Regions from separate parts of the Homo sapiens genome. Here region 2 is linked to region 1. The links are chromatin contacts, found by Hi-C or POLR2A ChIA-PET in ENCODE. All regions are on one chromosome and are shown on one strand. The core of a region is the stretch at or near the end of the contact, and the rest is flanking DNA. Distances in the headings are between cores, read along the strand shown.

What was found. A loop is a pair of places that touch in the nucleus more often than their neighbours do. ChIA-PET counts read pairs that join two places held with the same protein, here RNA polymerase II (POLR2A). Pooled maps may share reads with other maps.
Region 2: a loop to region 1 is called in a map of sigmoid colon, with 2.4 times the contacts of the local background. The contact joins the enhancer-like site here to the promoter of SCAPER in region 1. A Hi-C loop is called at or near these places in 1 of 168 maps with a recorded cell type or tissue (sigmoid colon) and 4 of 50 pooled maps. POLR2A ChIA-PET finds 5 or more read pairs at or near these places in 2 of 52 experiments (WTC11 and activated CD8-positive, alpha-beta memory T cell).

The regions. Positions count from the first base shown.
Region 1 is chr15:76,903,945-76,907,845 of GRCh38, forward strand. It overlaps SCAPER (S-phase cyclin A associated protein in the ER), which reads right to left and starts at 1,396. Exons shown (of 32, transcript NM_020843.4): 1 at 1,355-1,396. RefSeq lists silencers at 972-1,051, 1,072-1,181, 1,192-1,501 and an enhancer at 1,242-1,742.
Region 2 is chr15:77,058,347-77,062,304 of GRCh38, forward strand. All of the region lies in intron 1 of TSPAN3 (tetraspanin 3), which reads right to left. Among named protein-coding and RNA genes, the nearest start is that of TSPAN3, 11 kb to the right of the region's middle. Within about 2 kb of position 1,559, at least 6 of the 41 ENCODE cell types and tissues checked have a DNase peak (open chromatin) inside an H3K27ac peak, as active enhancers do.

The DNA of each region.
Region 1 (3,901 bases), core at 146-2,645:
CTGCCTTCAAAGCCATCAGATTACTTCTCCCACAGACAACCTTCCAAATCACATTAAAACTTGACTCTTTGATTGATTAAAAATATTAATTCTTTAGTGGATATCATTCTTCAAGTGGCATAAATCATCTGCAACCAACAAACTTTGAGGAAAAGTCATAGTTAACAGAAATAACAGAAGGGAAAGAGCACCAGTATAGGCCAGAGTGGGACAGTGGTCAGACTACCAACCTTAGGTCAGAAAACTTAACCCCAGATTTACCACTCACCAGCTGGTGATCTAAGGCAAGTAATAACCTTTTGAGCCCCCGTTTCTCCATTCATAAAATAAGTATTACTCCTAGCCCATCCATCCTTCTACCAGATTATTTATGAAGATGAAAAGTTAATGATGAAATTAATCCATAAACTAAGACAAACTATAATTCATATAAGGAATTAGTATCTGTTCGGTAAAATGACTATTAATGAATAGCTATTTTCATGGAAAATAACTTGTCACAACTAGAATAAGAGATGCAGTCCACCAGCAACAGGAAGCTGCTCACAAACAGGCGGCCTCATCTCAGCTGGGGCCCCCTTAACAGCAGCAGGTGTTGCTTACAGGACCAGTTTTGTGCCTGCTTTCTAACAATCCCGTTCCTCCCTGGTGCCGTTCCCACGAACGCGCCTGGAAAACGGTGTAGAGGAAAGGCGCCAAGGAAGTGCTGTTTTGGAAAAGAGCAGCAACAGAGGCAGGAGGCTGGGTCCCACTACTCCCAGGTGCGAGAGGCTCTTCGCCCCTCCAGGCCTCAGCGCACGCATCTGGAAGACGGAGAGGCCATTCCTGCCCCGTTTCCTGGGCAGAGCTAAGATCAGAGTACAGGGAAAGCATGGTAAACCCCGCTGGGAATGACAGATGACGAAGACGATCACCTGTCAAACGAAGGGAGGCTCCTCCAGGGGCCCCTCGCATTTAGACATTCCAGAAGCCTCGTCACCCGCGGCCGGGGCTGCCCCCAAGTGAGGTGACGCGGCAGCCCCCCACTCACCCCTCAGACCGCGTAGTGTGCGGGGTCTCACGTCCCTCACACCCCAGATGAGCCCGCAGGGCAGGGCCCGGACGCGGCTCACCCCAGCCCCCGTCCCGAGGCCTCCGAGGCCGACCTCCGAGCCCTCCCCAGGCGACCGCGGCTCCCCTCCCCCAGCAACGATCCCTGCCCCGCTCAACTCGCACTCCCAGGTGAGGGGAGGGGGTGAAAGGGCGTACCCCGCCGCCATTTTGTCCCCTGGTCCCCGCAAGGCATTCAGACGGCCCGCGCCCCAACCCGGACCCGCCCGGGTCTGCGCTACGCACGCCCCTCGCGGACACTCACCCCCGACCGCCCTGCTTAGTTCGGGGCGGCTCAAAGCGTCCCGCCGGGAAAGGGGCGTGACGGGGCGGGGCAGGGAGGCCTCGGAGAGGCGGGGTGGCTTCCCGGCGCACCACGTGATCTCAGCCGCTGCCGCGCCGCTCCCGGCTGCAAGATCTGTGTTGTCCGCGCGCAGGCGCACGCCCGTTCGCGCCGTTGGGGCGCCCAGGCGGGAGGTGTGAGGGTTGATTTGGTTCGATGTCCCGGCGCGGCGTTTCCGAAGCTGTTTCTTTTCCTAGGTTAAGCTTACACCGCCGCTTTTGGCCACACAGGTCTTTCTCGTACTCAATCTCTTCCCTCCTCCTGCCTTATCACCACAGTCAATCCACAGATTAAGGACTTAGAGACGCGCCTCACAGAAATCTGTGCTGGCGAAAGCACTTGACAGGAGCACGCTGGGCTGCGCTGAACACAACTAGGCCTCCGAGAAGCTTTATCAGGGCCCTTCTGTGTGCCAGGCTTGGAAGGTCGAAGTACAGAGACCTAACAAATACGTTTCATCTACTTCAAAGACAAACATATGATGAATTAAATACTTTAACGTTTAAATCAGTCTGAACAAAATAGAAAAAAGATTCAATGCAGACTGTAATTATCAAACGAATATTCACCGTCCCTTTTCATCCAGCTGGGAAACAGCTCTTTACCCTTCCCTCTCCCTCCCCACCCGCAGTAGGCGGGAAGTCCTGGACTCACAAGCGTTGTGGGGGCAGGAACCATATGGCTATGTTCTGGCTCCCCTTCTCTCTTGCCTTCTTAGAAAACTCGCTTTTTCATTTATTCAGCAAATGTTTATTGACCACATACTATATATCAGATGGTATTCTAGATGCTTGGAGTTAATACGTGAGCAAAATAAACAGAAATCTCTAAAAAACCTCCGGCTTCTTGGAGCAGGGTGAAACCAGGCAAGTGTTACATCAAGTTTAGCCAAAAGCTGTGTCCTTACATATTTTAAGTTCAGCCTGAAGGTTTCTCCGTAAATAGTAAACTATAACCTAAATGGAGGTGTAAATACACTGCAACCTACTCTTGCGCCAATCACCAAGTTTTGGCCAAAGACGGCCAACTGTTCAAACCGTGTTCAAATAAGGTAAACGTCTAGCTATAACCATTCTGGCTGTTTCCCTACCTCACTTTTCTTTCTCTGTCTATAAACCTTTTTCCACCATGTGGCTCTGCGGGAGTCTGTATGAACCTACTCTGGCTCAGGAGGCTGCCTGATTCGGGAATAATTCTTTGCTCAAACTCTGTTTAATTTGGCTAATATTTTGCTTTTAACACAAGAAATAGTAAACACAATAAATAAGTAAATTATATAACATGATAAGCACTACAGTTAACAAAATGAGTAGGATAAGGGGGATAGAGTAGGGAGCATACTACAATTCTATAAAAGGCGGTCAGGGCCTCATTTCTTAATTATCCCCACTTCCTTTCATACTCATAAGCATGTAAACAACCTGAAGTCTCTCCCATCTTGAAATCTCCCGCCGAACCTACCAGACTCCACTTCAACCTCTGCTTTCTTTCCTATAATACATTTCTCCAATTATCTAAACAAGAGTGCCTCCAATTCCTCAACCACTACTCAAGTCTGGACTTACTGCACTCTGGTTTCTGCCCCACCACCCCACTGAAACCATTCTTTCCAACATCACTAGGGGCCAGCCGCCGTGGCTCGCGCCTGTAATCCCAGCACTTTGGGAGGCTGAGGCAGGTGGATCACCTGAGGTCAGGAGTTCAAGACCACCCTGGCCAAAATGGCGAAACCCTGTCTTTACCAAAAATACAAAAAAAAAAAAAAAAAAAATAGCCGGGTGCGGTGGCGCACACCTATAGTCCCAGCTACTCGGGAGGCTGAGGCACGAGAATCCCTTGAACCTGGATAGCAGAGGTTTGCAGTGAGCTGAGATCATGCCACTGCACTCCAGCCTGGGTGACAGTGCGAGACTCCATCTCAATTAAAAAAAAAAAAAAAAAAAAAGTTGGGCTGGGCTGGTGGCTCCCGCCTGTAATCCCAGCACTTTGGGAGGCCGAGGCAGGCAGATCACGAGGTCAGGAGATCGAGATCGAGACCATCCTGACCAACATGGTGAAACCCCATCTCTACTAAAAATAACAAAAATTAGCTGGGCGTGGTGGCATGTGCCTGTAATCCCAGCTACTCAGGAGTCTGAGGCAGGAGAATCGCTGAACCAGGGAGACGGAGGTTGCAGTGAGCACAGATCATGCCACTGCACTCAAGCCTGGCGACAGAGCGAGACTCTGTCTCAAAAAAAAAAAAAAAGTCACTAGGGATTTCCCTACTATATATCTTATGGACATTATCATCATTACCTAACTTAATTTCTCTTCATGACCCTCCTTCCTTCTGGAAATACTTTTCCTTGCCTTTCATTTTTACTCTCTTGGTAGCACTTCTCCATCTCTAACCACTCCCTCTCCATCTCTTTTAAAGTCTCTCTTATTTCTCCCAGCCTTTAAATATTGTTATCCCACAGGAATAGG
Region 2 (3,958 bases), core at 309-2,808, 150 kb after region 1:
TACCCAAATGGACCACATATTCTCTCACTTCTTTGCCTCCGCTGTTCTCTCTAGAATGCTCTCTTCAAATGCCTGGGAACTCCTTGTCGCTCATTAAGATGAAGCTTAAATGTTACCTCTTCCTTTTGGAAGCCATTCTTGACCATTTCAGGCTGGATTAGCTGCCCTTGGTGGACACAAACATCTCCCAGTGCATGGTTCTAACAGAATATTTATCGAAACGGTTGCAATTATAGCTATACCTGTCTCAACACACCTTGAGAGCACGAATTGTACCCATCTGTCCTTCACCCTTGTATCATCTAGAACAGTACTTGGCAGACAGCAGGTATCAGTTAAAGTTTATTGAGTACACCTCATCTCACCCCTTTCCCTTGAAATCACCCTCCCAACTCTATCATAAGCTTTGGTTTGTATTTGCGTTGGTTTGTATTTGTATTTGGTTTGTATCTGGTTTCTCTTCAGTTCAATGCTTATAGCTTTTAGTTCACTATTCAATTATTTGGCAACTGAATCCAGCTTGCTGAATTCTGATGGCCATTACATCTGGAATATGTTAATATATCGTAAATATGTCATAAATATAAACACTGTACTTACAGCAAACTGCCTGTTCAAAGGTTCTCAGAGTTCACTGACATATTTGCTTTTGGGGCATGGTACTAGAGAATGAAGGTGAGCACAAAAGTGGGGGGGAGTGGAGAAGAGAAATAGTTTAATTTATCTTAATTTTATTTTATTTTATTTATTTTTTGAGACGGAGTCTCACTCAGTCGCCCAGGCTGGAGTGCAGTGGCGCAATCTCAGCTCACTGCAGGCTCCGTCTCCCAGGTTCACGCCATTCTCCTGCCTCAGCCTCCCGAGTAGCTGGGATTACAGGCGCCCGCCACTACACCTGGCTAATTTTTTGTATTTTTAGTGGAGACGGGGTTTCACCGTGTTAGCCAGGATGGTCTCGATGTCCTGACCTCGTGATCCGCCCGCCTCGGCCTCCCAAAGTGCTGGGATTACAGGCGTGAGCCATTGCGCCTGGCCAGACATAGCTTAATTTTAATTTGGGTGCATTTATTACAGAAGTATGTCAACTACTTAACACTCTTCCCAAATACCCCTTTTTATTGACTACTTGTGTGATATATATTCACACACATGTACACACACACATTTTGCTAAAGTAAATAGTATCAGTCCTCACGCTAAATTAGAAGCAATCTGAAGTGCAAATTAATCAAATTTTGTCATTTGTTTTTATTAGACGTTTCTCTATCCTTTAATGTTGTAGGTTTTTTTTACTCTAAAAGGCAGTATTTATTTCTTAAAAGGCTTGAGTTAAAATGAATTCCATTTCTGAGCTTTCGGTACACCTACTGAAACTTCACTAGCTTTAGCCTATGTAAATTCGAATGAAAATAAGAGAAAACTGGAGGCCATATGTACTTAACAATCAACCTGAAGCACAGTTCACTGAAGAACTACTTGCATTTTAGATATAAATTGATGAGTTTTCAATCTAAAGAGGTTCCTATGAGACTCACACTTAGTGCTGCTTGGAGGTGGGCCAAGGGAAATGTTTCCTCTGCTGCCACTGCCTCTCCCCCCTAAAAGAGGCACTCATCTGAAACTGAGACTACAAGAAAGCAGAAAAACCAGCAACAGAGACAACCAGATGCACAACAAATGCAATGGAGGGCTGTGGGGAGATGCCATTTGTAAAGCTGCCTCTTCTTTTCTGATAGACTCTACAACAGTTTTTTTTCCCAGGCTGCAGTCAACATCCAAGTCACACAACAAGATGAGAACATAACAAAGCTCTATTTGGCAACATATAGTTAAAGGAACTTACTAGTTGCACACACCAAAGAGAAAACTGCACGGATTGCTGATATGAAACTATACACATCAAATTGCTTATAAATAGACGATGTGTTTCCTAAATTGAAAACAGCTTCAAATTTTGCTTTTACTGAAATCTGTATATGGTGCTTATATCTTAAGCTGTATAATAAACAATTATGAAATGACACTGGTTACTTTGAAAATATAGAAGAGGTATCCCAGTAGCAGCTGAAGACCTAAAAACAGCCAAAAGTAATTGTTGTAATGATATCCAACCATCAATATGAAAAACACCCAAAAGAACATGGGAAACAGTATAGTAAATGGAAGAGAGGTTCTAAGAAATTCCTAACTAGTATGCATAGGGACTTTGTCATCCCTCAGATTTTTAATGCAGAAATTGTGGCTATCAGAAAAGCTATATAAAAGGTGAGCTTAAATTCTTCTTTTGAAGGGCCATGATGGGATTGAGATCTATCAAAGGATCTGAGCTTTGCCAATAAAGCAGCTGCAAAGGAGGGGGCTGGGGAGGAGGGAGGTGCAACAGAAAAGGAGATGAAATGTAGAACTTGGAAGCAGCTGAACTGCTTTAGTCACCACTGAGAAAATCTGAGCCTGTAAGGAGGATTTGTGCCAGGACAGTGTACTAAAAATATTCATCCTTTTTACAAAGAAGTGAAAGGAAATTTAGGCAAAAGGCTGAGGTCTGAAATTACAGAAAGAATAATTTTTAAAAAACCATTATTCTTTATCTTTTAATAAGCCTATACTCTAAATTAAGTCACAACATTTTAAAACTTTAGGAGAGCCAGTGCTTTTCCACTAAGCTGTCTAAAAAATAAAGCCATCTTGTTATAAAATTTTGCAAGTATATGAGTTCCAAAAGTATGATACTTCATTTTATGCTTTTACCCTTCCTCTACATATGCACAAATGTGAAATATCTTAAAGAGATTTCATTCTTATATGAGATTGCTTTTTCCATAGCTTAGAAACTAGTTTTTGGGGGGGTAATTTTCAAATATTCTATGAAAGAGACAAGTAGATAAAATGTTAAAATCTGGGCCAGGCGCAGTAGCTCACACCAGTAATCCCAGCACTTTGGGAGGCCAAGGCCGGCAGATCATCTGAGGTCATGAATTCGAGACCGGCCTGACCAACATGCAGAAACCCCGTCTCTACTAAAAATACAAAATTAGCCGGGCGTGGTGGCACATGCCTGTAATCCCAGCTACTCAGAAACGCTGAGGCAGGAGAATCGCTTGAACCTGGAAGGCAGAGGTTGCAGTGAGCCGAGATTGCGCCACTGCACTCCAGCCTGGGCAACAAGAGCAAAACTCAGTCTCAAAAAATTAAAAAAAAAAAAGTTAAAATCTGTAAAACTATTAAATTCCTTTTCATCAACCACGGTGTAACCTGCCATTGGAATGTGGCAATATTAAAAATGAAACAGATTTGCTACAAGTGGGGAGATAAAGTAGCTCTGTTGCCAAAAGTATACCTACATGGAGATTTAGAAATACAAAGGCGAAAGCATCCCACAGGACATTTTGGGCGAAGCTGAAGCAAAGAATAGAAGTGATTTTCTTGCAGTGGTATGTAGTAGCCATTGATGATGATTCCCATCTAGAACTGGCAAGAATCAAAACAATGTAAAGACAAGGCACCATCTGGACTTTATTCACCTAAAAGCACAGTGCCTGACAAATTCTTGCTTGCCTGTGTGAACTGCTCCCTTCGGAGTGATTTTTGCCAAAGAATCAATTAGTAAAGTAGAAGTGACTGGAGTGTTGAGAGAAAGGAAAAAAGTCAAGAAGTAAAAGACTGAGCAAAAAATGCTGTACTCTAGACTTTGTAAGAAAGCAGGTTTTAAAAGCAGAGGGAAAAAATAGGCAGGAATCCATCTTATGCATATATCTTTTTAACATTAAATCCAGAGTTTCCTGTACTGTCATATTATTTTTCATATACCTCTTTTCTCTCCTGGGAAGAATCGTTGGTAATTCCACACAGTGGATTTCTGAAAGCTTCCCCAAACTTCACCCTTATGCCATTACAAGTGTCTTAAAATCATCTTAAATCGTTTAGCATTCTACTTGCCATAATGTATATTCTCTAATTC